2 separate regions of the Homo sapiens genome follow, and region 2 is linked to region 1. A link is a contact called in ENCODE POLR2A ChIA-PET data. All regions are on one chromosome and are shown on one strand. Each heading gives the region's core, a stretch centred on a gene start or an enhancer-like site at or near the end of the contact. The rest is flanking DNA. Distances are from core to core; before and after follow the strand shown.

Region 1 (5,315 bases), core at 980-3,479:
TGCCGGGGCGATCTCCGCCCTCTGACCGCTCCCTTCAAATGCGGCTGGGACCGCGGAGTGCGCCGCCCCAGCTCCTGGCCCTGCCCGCCCGCGCCGAGCGCCCGGAGCGCCCAGACTGCGAGCCGCCACGAAATCAGGCAACTGCGCGCCCAGCCCTGCCTCGGGTCCTCAGCGCGGCAAGTGCCGGGGGCGGAGCCCAGCCGCCTATTGGCCCAGGTCTGGGGGCGGAGCCACGACTCCATCACCGTCCCAACCCCAAACCCCATCGGGTTAAATGGGCCTCTCGCCGGTCGGGGGATTATTCGTCGGGAGGCGGGGCCTGGGTTTGTTTACACACTATCATTGGCCAGATTTGAATCGGGCCTACTGCGGGCGGGCCACGGGGCGGGGCTACAGCGGGCCACGGCCGCCGCCTGACAGCTTCTGGGAGGCAGGGCCAGTCCTGGACGCGCGGTCCCTGAGCACCGCGATCCCTGGAGCTGGGGTACCCTCGGCGGATGCGGAGAGTCGGGCGTTGGGGGGCGCAGGTTGGGGCTTCTGCCTGTCCGTTTTTTGACAAACACTAACCAAGGGGTGAGGTTGAGTAGCATTGTTTTTTTTGTTGTTGTTCTCGTAAAAATTTGTGGGAAAAAAAAAAAAAGACCAGAAACAACCTAGTTGTCCATCGATGGGGGACTCAGATAAGCAGTGGTGCGGCCCGCAATGGGATGCGGAGTCACCGTAAAACGAGGAAGGGATACTTGAACTGACACGGTATGAGCTATGTAGCCTGACAAGGTAGGAGAGGAGAAAAAAAAAGGTATAAAAATGTAAAAGGTGGAGATGAAAAAATACAAGCTTTTGCTTGTTAAATACACAGAATATCTTGAAAAGCAGAAGCGAACTGCGGCAGGGCGCGGTGGCTCACGCCTGTAATCCCAGGTCTTTGGGAGGCCGAGGCGGGCGGATCACATGAGGTCAGGAGTTCGAGACCAGACTGGCCAACATGGCAAAACCCCATTTCTACTAAAAATACAAAAAATTAGCCGGGCATGGTGGCGCGCGCCTGTAATCCCAGCTACTCGGGAGGCTGAGCAAGGAGAATCGCTTGATCCTGGGAGGCGGAGGTTGCGGTGAGCCGCTACTGCACTCCAGCCTGGGTGACAGAGCGAGACTTTGTCTAGGGAAAAAAAAAAAAAAAGCAAACTGGTCACAGCAGTTTTCCGTGGGGAAACAGGGGTGGGTGGATGTTAGGTCTTTTTCTACCTTTGTAAAGTTTGAGCCTAGTGTCACCTATTCAAAAAAATACACACAAAATATTCAAATACGTGCACACACAAAAAAATCAAATACACAAAAACATTCAAAGAAATACACACAAAAAATCCAATAAATACACAAATTCTGAGAATTTCCCGTTTTCATCCACATGTCCCTTTGCTCCTGCTCTTGCCCTAGAGCTCCTGCCCTAGAGGCTGTGGACCTCCCACCTGCAGCCCCCGCAGCCCCTGCACCCCGCAGCGTTTGGGGGATAGAGAACACGCTAAGAATGTGTCTTCATTTATCGGGTATTGTTACTCATGCACCACCAAATAAAATATTCTGACTCAAGAGTGGCTTTATTTATTTGTTGCTTTAAGCCTTGTAGTCATCACTGAGATATTTAACATTCCAACTATGTGGGAGGGGCCGCTTCCTTGGCTATGCTTGGGGGAGGGTGACAGGAGAAACGCACCAGGCCATCTTAGGAAAGAGAAGAGAAAGTCGAAACTAGGAAAGGCCCCTTTAAGAAGGGAAGCGGTCTCTGCTGGTCAACACCACTGACAGAGGAAGAGCTGGCTGGGTTTTGATTTTTATTATTACTCTGTTCCCGAAGATCTGGAGGAGAGAATGAGTAGACCGCTTGCAGCAATGAGACTAAGTCGAGATTTGGAGTCTGTTAACAGATCTCGGCTGAGTGCGGTGGCTCACACCTGTAATCCTGCACTTTGCGGGGCCGAGACAGGCGGATCATCCCCTTTTTACTACAGGGTTTGTGAAACATTGTTCAGATGGCTATAAAAGTCACCCATGGCTAGAGGGGGATTTACAATGTAGTTATAAGTAATGCTTAACCGAGCTTCTTTCTGTACTTGGATGCTCTCATTGAATGCCTCCAACAATCCTAGCAGGTAGGATATGCTAATATCACCTCCTGCTGATACGGAAACTGAGTCATAGAGAAGTTGCAAAATTGTCAGAGTCAGGGGGCACAGGGATTTGCAGCCCTGTTCCAAAATTTATACTTTTTTTTTTCTAGCAGGGATCTCGCTGACTGGAGTGCAACAACGTGTTCACCACTTGACTTCCTGGGTCCAAGTGATCCTCCAACCTCAGCCTCCACAGTGGCTGGGACCACAGGTGCCACCACCATGCTTGGCTAATCTATTTTTATTTTTCTGTAGAGATGAGGTCTTGTCCTGTTTCCCAGGCTGGTCTCGAACACATGGGCTCAAGAGATCCTCCTGCCTTGGCCTCCCAAAGTGCTGGGATTACAGATGTGAGCCACTGCACCTGCTCCAAAATTCATACTCTTAATCACCACATTACACTGTGCCATGTAAACGTTTTCTGTCTTTAGATGTATTGTTTTAAAAGCTAAAGATATAAGAATCTTAAGCAGATTCTGTTTATTCTTTTTTTTTTTTTTTTTTTTTTTTGAGACAGAGTCTTGCTCTGTCGCCAGGCTGGAGTGCCGTGGTGTGATCTCAGCTCACTGCAACCTCTGCCTCCTGGTTTCAAGTTATTCTCCTGCCTCAGCCTCCCAAGTAGCTGGGAGTACAGGTGTGTGCCACCACACCCAGCTAATTTTTGTATTTTTAGTAGAGACGGGGTTTCACCATGTTGGCCAGGATGGTCTTGATCTCTTGAACTTGTTATCCACCCACCTCAGCCTCCCAAAGTGCTGGGATTACAGGCATGAGCCACCGCACCTGGCTTCAGCCCGCAGATTTTTTTTTTTTTTTTTTTTTTTTTGAGACAGAGTCTCACTCTGTGGCCCAGGCTGGAGTGCAGTGGCACGATCTCGGCTCACTGCAAGCTCTGCCTCCCGGGTTCACGCCATTCTCCTGCCTCAGCCTCCGGAGTAGCTGGGACTACAGGCGCCCATCACCACACCTGGCTAATTTTTTGTGTTTTTAGTAGAGACGGGGTTTCACTGTGCTAGCCAGGATGGTCTCTATCTCCTGACCTCATGATCCGCCTGCCTTAGCCTCCCAAAGTGCTGGGATTACAGGCATGAGCCACTGCGCCTGGCCGACCCGCAGATTCTGAATGAAAGTGAACAATTTTCACATCCGATTTCTGCAACGGAGTTTGTTTTTGTTTTGAATTTCTGGTGACTTTTCCTAAAATTATATTTATTTATTTATTTTTATTATTTTGAGACAGAGTCTCACTGTCGCCATGCTGGAGTGCAGTGACGCAACCTTGGCTCACTGCAACCTCCGCCTCCTGGGTTCAAGCAATTCTCCTGCCTCAGCTTCCAGAGTAGCTGGGACTACAGGCATGAGCCACCACACCCACCTAATTTTTGTATTTTCGGTAGAGACAGGGTTTCACCATGTTGGCCAGGATGGTCTCGATCTTCTGACCTTGTGATCTCCCCAACTCAGCCTCCTAAAGTGCTGGCATTACAGGCGTGAGCCACCACGCCTGGCCTATTTATTTATTTTTTTGAGACAGAGTCTCCGTCTGTCACCCAGGCTGGAGTGCAGTGGCGCGATCTCAGCTCACTGCAACCTCCACCTCCCAGGTTCCATCAATTCTCCTGCCTCAGTCTCCCGAGTAGCTGGGACTACAGGCAATCATAGTTCACTGCAGCCTCAACCCCTTGGCCTCAAGCAATCCTCCTACCTCAGCCTCCTGGCTAGCTGGGAATAAAGGCACACACCACCACACCTGACTAATTTTTGTATTTTTTGTAGAGACAGGGTTTCACCATGTTGCCCAGACTGGACTCAAACTCCTGGGCTCCAATGATGCGCCTGCCTGGGCCTTCCAACACTTCTTTTTTTTTGAGACGGAGTCTTGGTCTGTTGCCAAGGCTGGAGTGCAGTGGCACGATCTTCGATCACTGCAACCTGCACCTCCCAGGTTCAAGCAATTCTCTGCCTCAGCCTCCCGAGTAGCTGGGATTACAGGCGCCCGCTGCCACACCCGGCTAATTTTTTGTATTTTTAGTAGAGACAGGGTTTCACCATCTTGGCCAGGCTGGTCTTGAACTCCTGACCTCGTGATCCACCCGCCTCGGCCTCCCAAAGTGCTGGAATTACAGGCGTGAGCCACCGCGCCTGGCCAAGGCCTCCCAACACTTCTGAGCCCTTTACATACATTAGCTGATGGAATCTTCACAGCAACCTTGAAGTAGGAGCTGTTGTCATCTTCATTTCACAGATGAAGAACCGAGGCACAGAGAAGTTAACTAACTGGCCTAAGTTCTTACATTTCTCTCCAGAAAAGGAAGACGAAGACCAAGAATGGCTGGCGAGGGAGGAAGTGTCCAAAGTTGCTGAGAGAGAAAAGAAGGGAAATTAAGATAAACCACTGGACTGGTGAAGGTGGAAATGATGGTTCAGTGAGGTGGTGAGGGCTGAGGTCAGCTTGCAGAAGGTGGTGAGGAAATGGCCAAGAAACACAGGAAAGGATGCTCAGTCATCAGTATTAGGGAAATGGAAGTCAAAACCACAATGAGATACAACCTCACACCCACTAGAATCATCACGATCAAAAGAGGAAAAAATAGGCCGGGCTCGGTGGCTCATAGTTGGAATCCCAGCCCTTTGGGAGGCCAAGGTGAGTGGATCGCCTGAGGTCAGGAGTTCAAGACCAGCCTGGCCAACATGGTGAAACCCTGTCTCTACTAAAAATGCAAAAATTAGCCGGGTGTGGTGGCAGGCGCCTGTAATCTCAGCTACTCGGGAGGGTGAGGCAGGAGAATTGCTGGAACCCAGGAGGCAGAGGTTGCAGTGAGCTGAGATCGCGCCATTGCACTCCAGCCCAGGCCGACAACAGCAAGACTCCATCTGAAATAAAACAAAATTGTATTTTAAAAAATGCTTAAGGGTTTTTTAAAAGCAAAGGTGTTGAGTATATATGATTTTTAAAAATTGATTGGGCTCAGTAGCTCACGCCTGTTATCCCAGCACTTTGGATGGCAGAGGCAGGCAGATCACGGGGTCAGGAGTTCGAGACCAGCCTGGCCAACATGGTGAAACCCCGTCTCTACTAAAAACACAAAAATTAGCTGGGCCTGGTAGCACATGCCTGCAATCCCAGCTCCTCGGGAGGCTGAGGCA
Region 2 (6,190 bases), core at 695-3,194, 220 kb before region 1:
GTCAGGAGTTTGAGACCAGCCTGGCTAACAAGGTGAAACCCCATCTCTACTAAAAATACAAAAATAAGCCAGGCATGGTGGTGCACGCCTGTAATCCCAGATACTTGAGAGGCTGAGGCAGGAGAATCGCTTGAACCTGGGAGGTGGAGGTTGCACTGAGCTGAGGTCATGCCACTGCACTCCAGCCTGGGCCACAGAGTGAGACTCCGTCTCAAAAAAAAAAAAAAAAAACCAGACTCATGTGGCTTCATGCCAGCCCTTGGCAAGACCCTCCCAGCTCAGCCACATTCAGGGCCCTCCCTTGTCAGCCACTCCAGCCTCTCTCTGCAGCCTCTGTTGGCTCCTCTGTCCAGCGGGGACAAGGAGCTGGGTGGATGCACCCACTGCCGGCCATGAGACCTGGGGGAAGCTGGGATCCACGGCACAGTTAGAGCCTGAGCAAATCAACTCCGTGATCAACAATGTGATCCCTGAAGCATCCAGAAATTCACACACAGTGGGCAGCCCTGAAGTCGGACCTCACTCTGTGGCAATCACAGCCCTCGCTCGTTCCTTTTGGGAAAACCGCATCACACCTCCTCTCTGTGGCAGTCTGTCTACCTGCTTCTACCCTTCTGCCCTTCATTCATTCATTCATTCCCTGCATATTCACTGAGCACTCACTGTGTGTCTAGGACTGACCCAAGCACTGGGAATACAGCCGAGAGCAAGACAGACAAGGCCTCAGCCCTCCTGACAGGGGCAGACGGGAAACAAGGTGTCAATCAAGAGTTTTGCAGGAGACCGGCTGGGCGCAGAGGCTCATACCCATAATCCCAGCACTTTGGGAGGCTCAGGCGGGCTGATCACTTGAGGTCAGGAGTTCGAGACCAGCCTGGACAACATGGAGAGACCCCCCATCTCTACTAAAAATACAAAAAATAGCTGGGCATGGGGGCACGCGCCTGTAATTCCAGCTACTCAAGAGGCTGAGGTGGATGGACTCCTTGGACCTAGGAGGTAGAGGTTGCAGTGAGTGGAGATCGTGGCACTGCACTCCAGCTTGGGCAACAGAGCAAGACTCCATCTCAAAAACAAACAAAAAAAAACTTTGCAGAAAGAAGATCAGAGAGAGTGACTGTGCTGGAAGCTAAGAGGGCGGGGGCGTGAGGATTCCCCAGTCCCGAAGTAGAGCCTGGGCTGAAAGCCAGAGCCTCTGGGTGCATTGAGGCCCTAAGTGATCAATTCACCAGCACAGTGATCCCCAGTCATCACATTCCTGGCTCTCTCGGGCAGGCCCAAGTCCACCCGGAGTTCTTCCTGTTGCAGCCACAGACCTGGGCTCTCTGCGTATATGTCTGTTCCGTCCCTTGTCTGTCATTCATCCATCCATCTATGCAACACATATTTAGGCAAATCCCAACCACACGCTGGGCACTGGGGAAAAATCAGTGCTCAACAAGGGAGGGAGACAGGCCATTTGTGGATCATCGCGCAAATGAAAATTTCAGGCAGTGCTAAGAGTTTTAAAGAACATCCAACAGAGCGGTATGCTGAGGAGTTGCCTTAGAACCACGGTGAGAAGCCCCCAACCCCGGATGCCGTCAGGGCTTGAGGGGACCCCCTTGCCCACAAGCCACCCTGAATCCTCCCAATGCCCCGAGTGCCATCAGCCAGTCCCTGCTGTCTAACCTTACTCCCTCCTGCTGCAATCACAGCCTAGCCCCGTTTCCACAAATGCCAGGACGGCACCTCTGTTTTGTGTGTGACTATTCAGCAAACATCACCTGCAGAGCACGGCAAACACAGCCACGAATAAGATAAACCCAACTTCTCCCCTCTCTTTTTTCTCCCCTCCTCGGTCCCCTCCGCCTCTCCTGCAGACGCTCACCTTCAGAAAGGAGGGACGGGGCTCTCCCGTGGCCCAGGACCTAGACAGAGCGGCCAGACAGCAGAGGCTGAAGGAAACACATCCCCTCACATGGGGAGATTTTAAGCCTGGGCCGGGAGTGATGTCATTTGTCATGGCCTGGAACTCGGAGGGTAATCCCGGCCAAGGTGGGGGACTCGACTGGGCACCAGGAGGTGACATTGGCTGGGAGGGGGAGGGGCACCCGTCTGCTTAATCCCCTCCTCTTCCCCCCATGACATCTTGGCAATTAGGGCTGATGGGGAAGGGAGGCCCCAGCTCCTGCCGGTGACCATAAGCCCCTACTCCTCAGGGAAGTCCTTCCTTAGGTCTAACTGGTGTCTCTCCAGCTTCAGCTAGTATCCCAAGAGAGAGGCATCAAAGAGGAAGGAGAGCACTGTCAGATGGTCCTGAGAGATCGTCTGAAAAAAGAGAGGCACGGAGCTTTCGGGATCCCTCTCCTGGGTCCCCCTTTCTCTCCACAACAGTCTGTCCGACAGCTAGTTTATCTCTGTAGTGCCTCATTGGTCTCGGTTTCTGCCTCAGTTTCCCCTGTTTCTCTCTCTTTGACTTGGTCAAGTCTTGTCTGTGGCCTCTCTGTCTCTGTGTTGTCAGACATGATATTCTCCTCTTTTTGGGGGCGGAGGTGGCAGGGGCTGCTTCCAGCACTGAAAATAGGCAGACTTATTAGAAAGGGTGTTTTGTTTTTCTGTTTTTGGTGGAGTTTGGGGTTTGGGATTTTTTTCTTTTTTTTTTCCTTTTTTTTTTTTTTGGTTGAGACAGGGTCTCACTCTGTCGCCCAGGCTGGAGTGCAGTGGCATGATCACAGCTCACTGCAGCCTTGACCTCCTGTGCTCAAGGGATCCTCCCTCCTCAGCCTCCCCAGTAGCTGAGACTTTACAGGCACATACCACGATGCCCAGCTAATTTTTTTATTTTCGTAGAGATGGAGTCGCTCTATGTTGCCCAGGCTGGCTTCAAACTCCTGGCCTCAAGCAATCCTCCCACCTCGGCCTCCCAAAGTGCTGGGATTGCAGGCGTGAGCCAACAAACCCAGCACTCACCATCTCTCTACACACCATTGGTCTTTGTCTGGCTTCTCTGTACCTCAGTTTCTTTTCCTGTGGGCCTTAGGCTGTGGCATTTCTGCCTACTTTCCTGAATACCACTCTTTCATTCTCCATCTGCTCCTCTCCGTCCCTGTCTCTGTTGATAAACCTGCATTATCCCCTTGGTCTCTCTTATTCTTTTTCTCTGTGTCTCCCTGTCTATCTTGCTCTTTCTCCCCTCTCCCTCAGCCTCCATGTCCTTCTGTTCCTGTCTGTCTGTCCCTCCCTTTGCTGTCTTTCTGCCTGTCCACCTGTCCCTGTAACTCCAGCCTCATCTCTGTCCCTCTGTCCTCGCTTATCCTCTGCAGCTCCAATCTCTGTTCCTCCTTCTCTTTTTCCCTGTCTCTCTCTCTCTCTCTCTCTCTCTCTGATTCTTGCTTCCCCTCTCCCTGGATTGCCCTTCATTTCTGTTTTGTTTTGTTTTTGTTTGGAGACAGAGTCTTGCTCTGTCACCCAGGCTGGAGTGCAGTGGCACCATCTCGGCTCACTGCAACCTCCACCTCCCCGGTTCAAGCAATTCTCCTGCCTCAGCCTCCCGAGTAGCTGGGAGGATTTCCTTTCATTTCTGTCCTTCTCCCTGTCTTGGTACCTCTGTTGCTCTGTATTTCTGATTTTCCTGGTCTCTGGCCCTCTTTGTGTCTCTCTCCTCTCGTCTGTCTCTCTAGATATTAATATGTCCCTGAGCTCCTGGGTCCCACACGGGTCTGTTTCACTTCCCCGTGCACCCAAACACGCACGCAAGCACACACACACACACACACACACACGCCCGGTAATCCCTCCTTGTGGCTGGGTCATTGTGTCTCAGCCATAAGGGGCCCTTTCTTTCTCCTCCTCCCTCCCCCAAACCCCCTGCTAGGAGAGATTAAGGCTACAGGCCTGGCTGAGGAATCAGGACAGGTCTCATTAGCTTGAAGAGCCAGGGATGACAGCAAGAGAGGGAGGGGCCGTCTGACCCTCGGCGACCAGTCCAGAGGCTCCTGATGGGAGAATCCAGTCCTGGAACAGACCCCCTGGCCCTGCAGCAGGGAAGGAAGGTCAGCTGTACAGGGAGAGGGAGGAGAAAATAACTTCCAGCGGGACAGAGAAGGTGTCAGCAACTCTTAAATCACCTGCCCTGGGGAATCTGGGTACTGGTTGGCTCCTGGATCCAGAGTCCTTCCAGGGGTGGGGGTACAGAGAGGTGGGTTTCAGCTGGTCCTGCACATGGCCCTGGGATCAAGTAAGCTGAAATCAAATCCAAGCACTTCTTCTCTGAGCTAGGTCTTCTGAGGCAACTTGCTTTCCTTCTCATCTCCACCCAGTGGCTCAGGCAGAAATCTGGGCACTCAGCCTGGCCCCTAACCCCTTTCTCCTCACCACTTACATCCAATCCATCCATAAGTCCTGTCATCTCTTCTATCAGATCATTATCCTACTGAAACAATATAAAGCACTGCTGGAAGAAATTAAAGGAGACTCAAGTCAATAGTGAACTATACCATGTTCATGGTTTAGAAGACTCAATGTTATTAAGAGGTCAATTCTTCTCAAACTAATCTTTAGATTTACTGCAATCCCAATCAGAATCTCATCAGGATTTTTCTGTAGAAATTGATTGTCAAACTGATTCTGAAGTTGCTATGGAATATAAATGATCTAGAATAATCAAAGCAGTCTTGGAAAAATAAAACGAGTTGGAGAACTTACGCTACCTGACTTTGAGACTTATTGTAATGCACATGATTGCAGCTGGAAAAAGTGGGGTTAAGGATTAAGAAAATGTGGCACATATACACCATGGAATACTATGCAGCCATAAAAAAGGATGAGTTCATGTCCTATGCAGGGACATGGATGAAGCTGGAAACCATCATTCTGAGCAAACTATCACAAGGACAGAAAACCAAACACCGCATGCTCTCGCTCATAGGTGAGAATTGAACAATGAGAACACTTGGACACAGGGTGGGGAACATCACACACAGGGGCCTGTTGTGGGGTGGGGGGCAGGGGGAGGAATAGCATTAGGAGAAATACCTAATGTAAATGATGAGTTAATGGGTGCAGCAAACCAACATGGCACATGTATCCATATGTAACAAACCTGCACGTTGTGCACATGTACCCTAGAACTTAAAGTATAATAAACAAAAAAAGTGGGGTTAAATTCTGGGGACAGTCTGAAGATGTATGGAATACTGGAGGATCCTTGGATCAGGTTGTTGATGAGTTTCACTCCAGGCTCTACTGCAGGATGGGGGTGCTCCTCATACCTGCACCCCCTTAGCTCCCTAACACATTCATCCTATTTAATCTTTTGCAAAACTCTTACTGACATCTTGTTTCTTGTCTGCCCTTGTCAGGAGGATGGGGCCCTGTCTGTCTTGTTCTCAGCTGTATTCCCAGTACCTAGGACTGTCCCAGACACACAGCAGTAAGTGTGTGTTCAATAAATGTGAAAGAAATGGATGGATGGATGGACGGAGGGATGGATGGATGGATGGATGGATGGAGGGATGGATGGGTGATGGATGATGGATGGATGGATGGATGGATGGATGATGGATGGATGGATGGATGGATGGATGGGTGATGGATGGGTGGATGGATGGATGGATGGGTGATGGATGGATGGATGGATGGATGGATGGATGGGTGATGGATGGGTGGATGGATGGATGGATGGATGGGTGATGGATGGATGGATGGATGGATGGTGGGGCAGAACCAGGTAGAGACACTGGCACAGAGAAGTGGTGTGATGTTTTCCCAAAAGGACCAAGGGTCTGTGATTGCAGCACTGTGAGGTCAGACTGTGGGGCTGCCCACTAGTGTTTGAATCTCTGGATGCTTCAGGGATCATATTGTTCCTGAGTTAATTCATTCAGGCTCTAACTGTGCCATGAATCCCTGCTTCTACCAGGTCCCATGCCTGGTAGTGGGTGCATCCACTCAGCTCCTTGTCCTCACTGGACAGAGGAGCCTACGGATGCGGCAGAGAGAGGCTGGCAGGGCCAACAAGGGAGGGCCCTGAACATGGCTGAGTCGGGAGGGTCTTGCCAAGAGCTGGCATGGAGCCACATGAGTTTGGGTTTAAATCCTGTTGTTTTCTCACTGCGTGGCCTTGGGCCCTTCATATGGGCTCCTGGGCCTCAGTTTCCTCCTCTGCAAAGTGGATACAGTGACAAGCTGTCACAATGAGCCCTGGGAA

What was found. ChIA-PET counts read pairs that join two places held with the same protein, here RNA polymerase II (POLR2A).
Region 2: POLR2A ChIA-PET joins it to region 1 with 11 read pairs in endothelial cell of umbilical vein. The contact joins the promoter of CRX here to the enhancer-like site in region 1. POLR2A ChIA-PET finds 5 or more read pairs at or near these places in 3 of 52 experiments (A673, AG04449 and endothelial cell of umbilical vein).

What each region holds. Positions count from the first base shown.
Region 1 is chr19:47,595,450-47,600,764 of GRCh38, reverse strand. No RefSeq gene overlaps it. Among named protein-coding and RNA genes, the nearest start is that of BICRA-AS2, 11 kb to the left of the region's middle. RefSeq lists silencers at 1-38, 189-378. Within about 2 kb of position 2,229, at least 27 of the 41 ENCODE cell types and tissues checked have a DNase peak (open chromatin) inside an H3K27ac peak, as active enhancers do; they include A673 and endothelial cell of umbilical vein, where a contact is called at or near this core.
Region 2 is chr19:47,817,691-47,823,880 of GRCh38, reverse strand. It overlaps CRX (cone-rod homeobox), which reads right to left and starts at 1,944. Exons shown (of 4, transcript NM_000554.6): 1 at 1,871-1,944. It also overlaps a transcript of TPRX1 not described here.